2 separate regions of the Mus musculus genome follow, and region 2 is linked to region 1. The links are chromatin loops, found by intact Hi-C in ENCODE. Cell type or tissue: gastrocnemius. All regions are shown on one strand. Links, peaks and the distances in the headings refer to the core of each region. The heading gives the core; the rest is flanking DNA.

The links. A loop is a pair of places that touch in the nucleus more often than their neighbours do. Peaks named below come from ENCODE experiments on the same cell type or tissue, not always from the same donor. Only the 100,000 strongest peaks of a DNase experiment are listed, where the experiment ranks them.
Region 2: a loop joins it to region 1, with 2.0 times the contacts of the local background. A loop is called at or near these places in 11 of 42 quality-filtered maps.

What each region holds. Positions count from the first base shown.
Region 1 is chr7:29,814,578-29,817,493 of GRCm38, reverse strand. It overlaps Zfp790 (zinc finger protein 790), which reads right to left and starts at 1,422. Exons shown (of 5, transcript NM_146185.2): 1 at 1,205-1,422. In gastrocnemius, for the core only: no CTCF peak of the experiment used is centred there; a DNase peak (open chromatin) is centred at 1,459; H3K4me3 peaks cover 2,430 bases; H3K27ac peaks cover 1,877 bases.
Region 2 is chr7:29,910,706-29,913,621 of GRCm38, reverse strand. It overlaps Zfp383 (zinc finger protein 383), which reads right to left. Exons shown (of 5, transcript NM_001243908.1): 3 at 1,327-1,453; 4 at 937-1,032. Among named protein-coding and RNA genes, the nearest start is that of Zfp383, 3.6 kb to the right of the region's middle. In gastrocnemius, for the core only: no CTCF peak of the experiment used is centred there; no DNase peak of the experiment used is centred there.

The DNA of each region.
Region 1 (2,916 bases), core at 323-2,822:
GTCAGGGCTACATAGAGAGGCCCTGTCTCAAAAACAGAAAGGGAATGGGGCAGGCTTATGGTACTGAGGTTTCTATTTAATTCAGATAAAGAAATGAGATGACATTTACCTTCTAAATCTGGCTGATCTGGACACACACCGTTGCGGCTGTGTCCACTGACTCTGGATGCTATGGACACACACCGCTGTGGCCGTGTCCACTGACTCTGGCTGATATAGACACACACCGCTGCGGCTGTGTCCACTGACTCTGGCTGATCTGGACACAAACCGCTGTGGCTGTGTCCACTGACTCTGGCTGATATGGACACACACCGCTGCGGCTGTGTCCACTGACTCTGGCTGATATGGACACACACCGCTGCGGCTGTGTCCACTGACTCTGGCTGATATGAACACACACCGCTGTGGCTGTGTCCACTGACTCTGGCTGATATGGACACACACCTCTATGGCTGTGTCCCACTGGCTCTTAAGTACTGTGTGCAGCTTGTTTTAATCATGGTGATGCTGCTCTCTGTAATAAACTTCCGTTTATCACCTTCTGGAGCAGGGCATGGTAGTTCACACCTGTTATCCCAGACCTTGAAAGTCAGGAGGACGGCCTCTGAAGGGTGACCAGGGCTAAACAGCAAGATCCTGTCTAAACAACAAACCAACAGAAACCACTTGACAAGAGGATCTGGAGTTCAGGTCAACCTTGGTTATAAAGAGAATTGCAAGCCAGCCTCAAAATCAAACCTTACCTGTGTCTCCTCAGGAACTCTCTAGAGAAGGGACGATGTCTGCTTGGGGTACCCTGAGCGTTAATAACGCCCCCCCCCAAAAAAAAACCACCCCGACTGACAAAACACTGTGTTAAAAATAAAAAGTCGGCTATATTGCCTGTAGATTGCCTACGCCGCACAATTAACTTACAGAAAAATAACAATGCTAATTAGTTATTATCAGCTATACATTTTCCCTCCCACAGACACTCCAGAAGACCGCACTTACTAATCGTAATTTGAAAAGAAAATGAGATTTAGGAAGCTTCCGCTATCTCTATAATCTCAGCCACTCCTGTACAGGGATCCATCCAGTCGAGACCCAATCCCCAAGAACCATTCGATCCGCATACAATGTCTCCTCCCCACAACAGCTCGCTCCACTCACAAAGCGCCACAGCTCGAGCCCAACTCTTGCTCACGCTCATTTTCCTTACCTCGCAGTTTCTCTGCCGTCCAACTCCTCCCAGATCCAGCCGCGCATGCAATCTAACCTCCCTATGCTTTCTCTCACACACGCTCAGGGCTGTCATTGCGTACTCTTGCACCTACAGGACGAGGCTTCCTCTTGGTCAGACTGCCAATGCTGGGTTGGTCTTAGCGCTGGGGTCCTACATTCCGGTCTGTGGCCCCAACTTCCAGCAGGAAGTCGAATTCGGAACAGCCTCCTTAGACAGATTTCCGCCTGGGGATTGGATGACTCAGCCTACTCGAGCCATGCGCCTCCGGTCACCAGCACGGCCTTGAACTACATTTCCCAGAATACCTCGGTTCCCTGGAAACTCGCAGTGCTGAGATAGTGCTGGGTCGAGGAGCCTGATCTAGGTCTATGAAGTCTTTCACCGCTGGGATTTCCTCACGATTCCGACGAATAGCCGAACACTTTGTATCTGTTGTTCAGGCCACAGCTTTCAGCCCCTGACATTTCCAGGCGTTGTATTTCCCTCTCCTGGGAGCCTTTTTTAAGGAGTGGGCAGGGTACTCCTGACAGGTTTGGGGAGAACTTTAGGGATAATGAGACGCCTTTGGTGCCAAGGGTTTGGATGCACCATCCTGTGCAGTGCAATGAAGCTGACTCCGGGAGATCCGGAGCTGTGTAGAATTGTTATCATGTGTCTGGGTGGTAGTCTAGGGGATATGGAGGCAGAGAGGATTCCTTGATTGGTGAGTATGATCGCATCCATTGTGTGTGTGGCTGGAGTCTGTGTGACCGTTTTGTGCCATGCTTTTTTTTTTTTTTTACCAGTGTGAGGTCCCTCGAGTGTGAGGTCCCTGGGCTTTTGTGTTTGTGAGCATTTGCCTAACTTTGGGAGCGTGTGAGGTGACCGACTGAGGTGTGACTGCTTCCCAGTGGACCTTTTCTAATTTCGGTAGAGGTAAGGTGAGGGTGGGGGCAACAGTGACTGTGATTGGCTCTCCCTGTTAAGGCTTCCGTGTGGGGTGGATTGTATTTTCGTTTGAGGCACCCATAGCTTTTGTGTCCCCGTGGTGTGGGATTAATTGGAGAGTCACTATAGGTGAGGCAACTTTGTACCTTTGTGACTCCAGCCAAGGGGACTTGTGTCACATCCTGGGGGTAGACTCTGTCCTTATCTACAGTCACCCTACTTTTGTCTGGTGTTTCCATTGCATAGGAAGCCCCTAGGCTTCTCTGATTTCTTGATAGGTGCTATGGCTGTTGGGCCAAAATGATCTCTGAAATGGTTGAATATGCATCTACAAGAGCCTAGTGTGTGTCACACTTTTTTTTTTTTTTAATTCCCGAGTTCTGTCCTGTAGCTTATGATTTCCTGACATCCCTTTACTTTTGTCAAGATGTGGCTTGTTTTCCTCCTGTTGAAAATTCTGGCCCATCCTGTGACTGCATTCCTGTAGTGTACCCTGAAGTGGAAGTTTAAGGAAATGTCAGGTGATGCAGACCCATGTGATATTTGGAGAGAGTATAAATAGGAGTCAACCCACAGTGACTAGTGTATAGCTAGCTTTGCATTGCTTTGCTGGTTTCAAGTCTTTGCTGATCTTTGCTTCATTGTACCGTATTAACTGCTCTTAAGTCCTTTATCATCCTCCATTTACCTGATTTCTTTTCTTTCACAACACAAAGGACAATTCCATGGGCTGGTAGACTCTTCTACATGTTGAGCCTCCA
Region 2 (2,916 bases), core at 172-2,671, 96 kb before region 1:
TGCACACATACCACACACACTCAGGCCCATGAATATAAAATACCACATCTGGTGCACACATACCCCATACATATAAAACAACAAATCTTAAAAGAAAGAGAAAAGCTCTAGTATTGAGCCTGGTCACCAGAGGGTAACTCAGGTTGTTAGGAGGTTGGGATTTTAGGCATCCGACCTCTGGATGGACAAGAGAAGGTAAAGACTGATAAGCCAGTTATAAAACCGTTCCTATGTGAAAACAAAACCAATGATGACCTGAGTCTGATCCCCAGACCAACACCATGCACAGAGAAAACGAACTCTCACAGTTGTCCTTTGACCCCCCCCAATTCGCCCCATGCAATCAATCAATCAATCAATCAATACATGAAACAAAATAATAATAATAATAATGCTCTTTTTTTAAAAAAAGAACTTGCTTTTCTCACTTAGACCCAAGTTTTTGGCAGAAGCTTACAAAATAACAACCAATGGGCAGGAGAGATGGCTCAGCTGTTAAGAGGTCACTTTCCAGCAACCACATGGTGGCTCACAGCCATCTATAATGGGAGTTGATGTTCTCTTCTGGCACGCAGGTGTACATGCAGACAGAGCACTCGTCTACATAACATTAGGAAATACTCTTTAAAACAAAATAACGGGCTGGTGAGATGGCTCAGTGGGTAAGAGCACCCGACTGCTCTTCCGAAGGTCAGGAGTTCAAATCCCAGCAACCACATGGTGGCTCACAACCATCCGTAAGGAGATCTGACTCTCTCTTCTGGAGTGTCTGAAGACAGCTACAGTGTACTTACATATAATAAATAAATAAATCTTTAAAAAAAATAAAAATAAAAAAAAAAAAAAAAAACAAAATAACATGGGAAAGGTGCAGTTTCCTGGATTACCAGCGAGTTGTCCCCGTGGGCACCGCTCTGCGCAATGCTTCTCACTTACCCGAGCACAGGCCTCTTGTAAGCTCTTTACCAATCATCCAGGGCTCTTTGCCTTGCTCCAATAAAGAGATCACCTGAGGCTTGGGAATGTGAAGTCCTGCTTACAAGAAAAGACATGGAACATAGTTACGCTGTGGGAAACGGATGCCATCCCTCGGTCACCAAGCAAGAGATGTCAAGACAGGAACAGCCAGAGACGAGGAGGAAGCTTTAGCCACAGCCCACCGGAGCCGCCTGTCTCTCAGGCTTCTGTTTCCGCCCAGCTGAAACCAGGTATTTGCAAACAAGGAGCAGGAGTTCAGGTGGCAAGCTTGAAAGGCAGCTGAGAAATTCCTTGAGGAAGAAGCAGACACTGCAGAGATGGCTGCGCTGCTGATACAGGTGTCCTTACCCACTGAGAGCAGGTTGCTATAGTTCTCCAGCATCACATCTTTGTACAAGTCTCTCTGCGCGGGGCCCAGACACTCCCACTCCTCCTGCGAGAAGTCCAGAGACACGTCACTGAACACCACCGGTTTCTGAAACAATAAACACACCCAGGTTAGAACACAGAGAGCACTTCCAAAATGTTGGTGCTTGCGTTGTCCGGCTGAGCAAAAGAGCCACTCCATGATGTCACCAGACCCGGGACCTCTGGGTTGCCTGTTCATCCAGAAACAGGACACAAAGCCAGGCATGATGCTGCACGACTATAAGCCAGCCCCAGGGAGGACGAGGCAAGAGGACTGATTTGGAGTTGAGCTGTCTTGTCTGCCCAGGTTGCACAGTGAGTTCCAGGCCAGCCTTAGCTATAGAGTGTGATCAAGTCTCAAAGAACAGGCCTGGGGAGTTAGCTCACTCATAAAGAATGCGCATAATGCCCTGGTTTCAAACACCAAAACAATCCTTCATTTCTTACTAATTCAAGTTCTTTTTCTGGTGGCCAAACGTTTTGATTTTTGACTGTACAACCTCAACAGCTTATACACACAGTTCAAACTTCTTAGAATCTTCCACTGCCTGGCTTGGATTTTTAAAAGAAGATTCAAACCCTTGTACAGAACTTGGCATGGTGGCTTATACCAGTGACCCAGTACTAGGGAAGTGAAGCAGGAGACTCTAGAGAAGTGGTTCTAGATAACCAAGTAGTTCTGGATAATCAATTATCCCGCAGAGCAGATATTTACATTATGATTCATTACAGTAGCAAAGTTACATTCATGAAGGGCCAACAAAGTAATCTTATGGGTGGGGTCACCCCAACATGAGGAACTGCATTAAAGGGCTGCAGCATTAGGAAGGTTGCGAGCCACTGATTTAAAGCACGGAGTCAGCCTGGGTTACAGCGAGAGACCCTGCCTCAGAGCTAAACACAACCAACTACACAAAAAACTCAAAATGGGGGCTGAGTGCTTGCTCAGTGGTTAAGAGTGCTTCCTGCTGCTGCACAGGACCTGGGTCTGGATCCCAGCCTCCACACGGTAGCTCGCAACCTTCAGTATGTTCCAGTGACTCTAACACCCTCTCTTGGCCTCCACGGCATGTATGTGGTACTGCGCATACATGCATACATGCAGAAGTATAGTGACTCACACATGTAATTGCAGCTCAGAAGAATTAGAAGTATAAGGTCATGCTCAGCTACTTGCAGAGTCTGAGACCAGCCTGTCTCAAAAATCAAAAGAAAGCCAACAACAACCAAACCACACAACTGCCACGCATAGTTTTTCACTCCAAATATATGAAATGGTTAATGCTGTAAGATCCCACCCTTGAAAATGTCATGAAAAGGAAATTGATCAAACAGAGGTTATCCTTGTGTAGCAAAAATTTTAATTGGCTCTGTTTTCCAAGTTCTTTGAAATAACCATGTTATAGAAAGAAACAAAAACTGTAAGTTGTCTAATTCCTAAATTAACATGTGACCATTAAACAGAAGGAAGTCAGGGAGAACACAGGCCATGTGTCTATGTTGGAGTTTTCCATCATTTCCATGAATGGA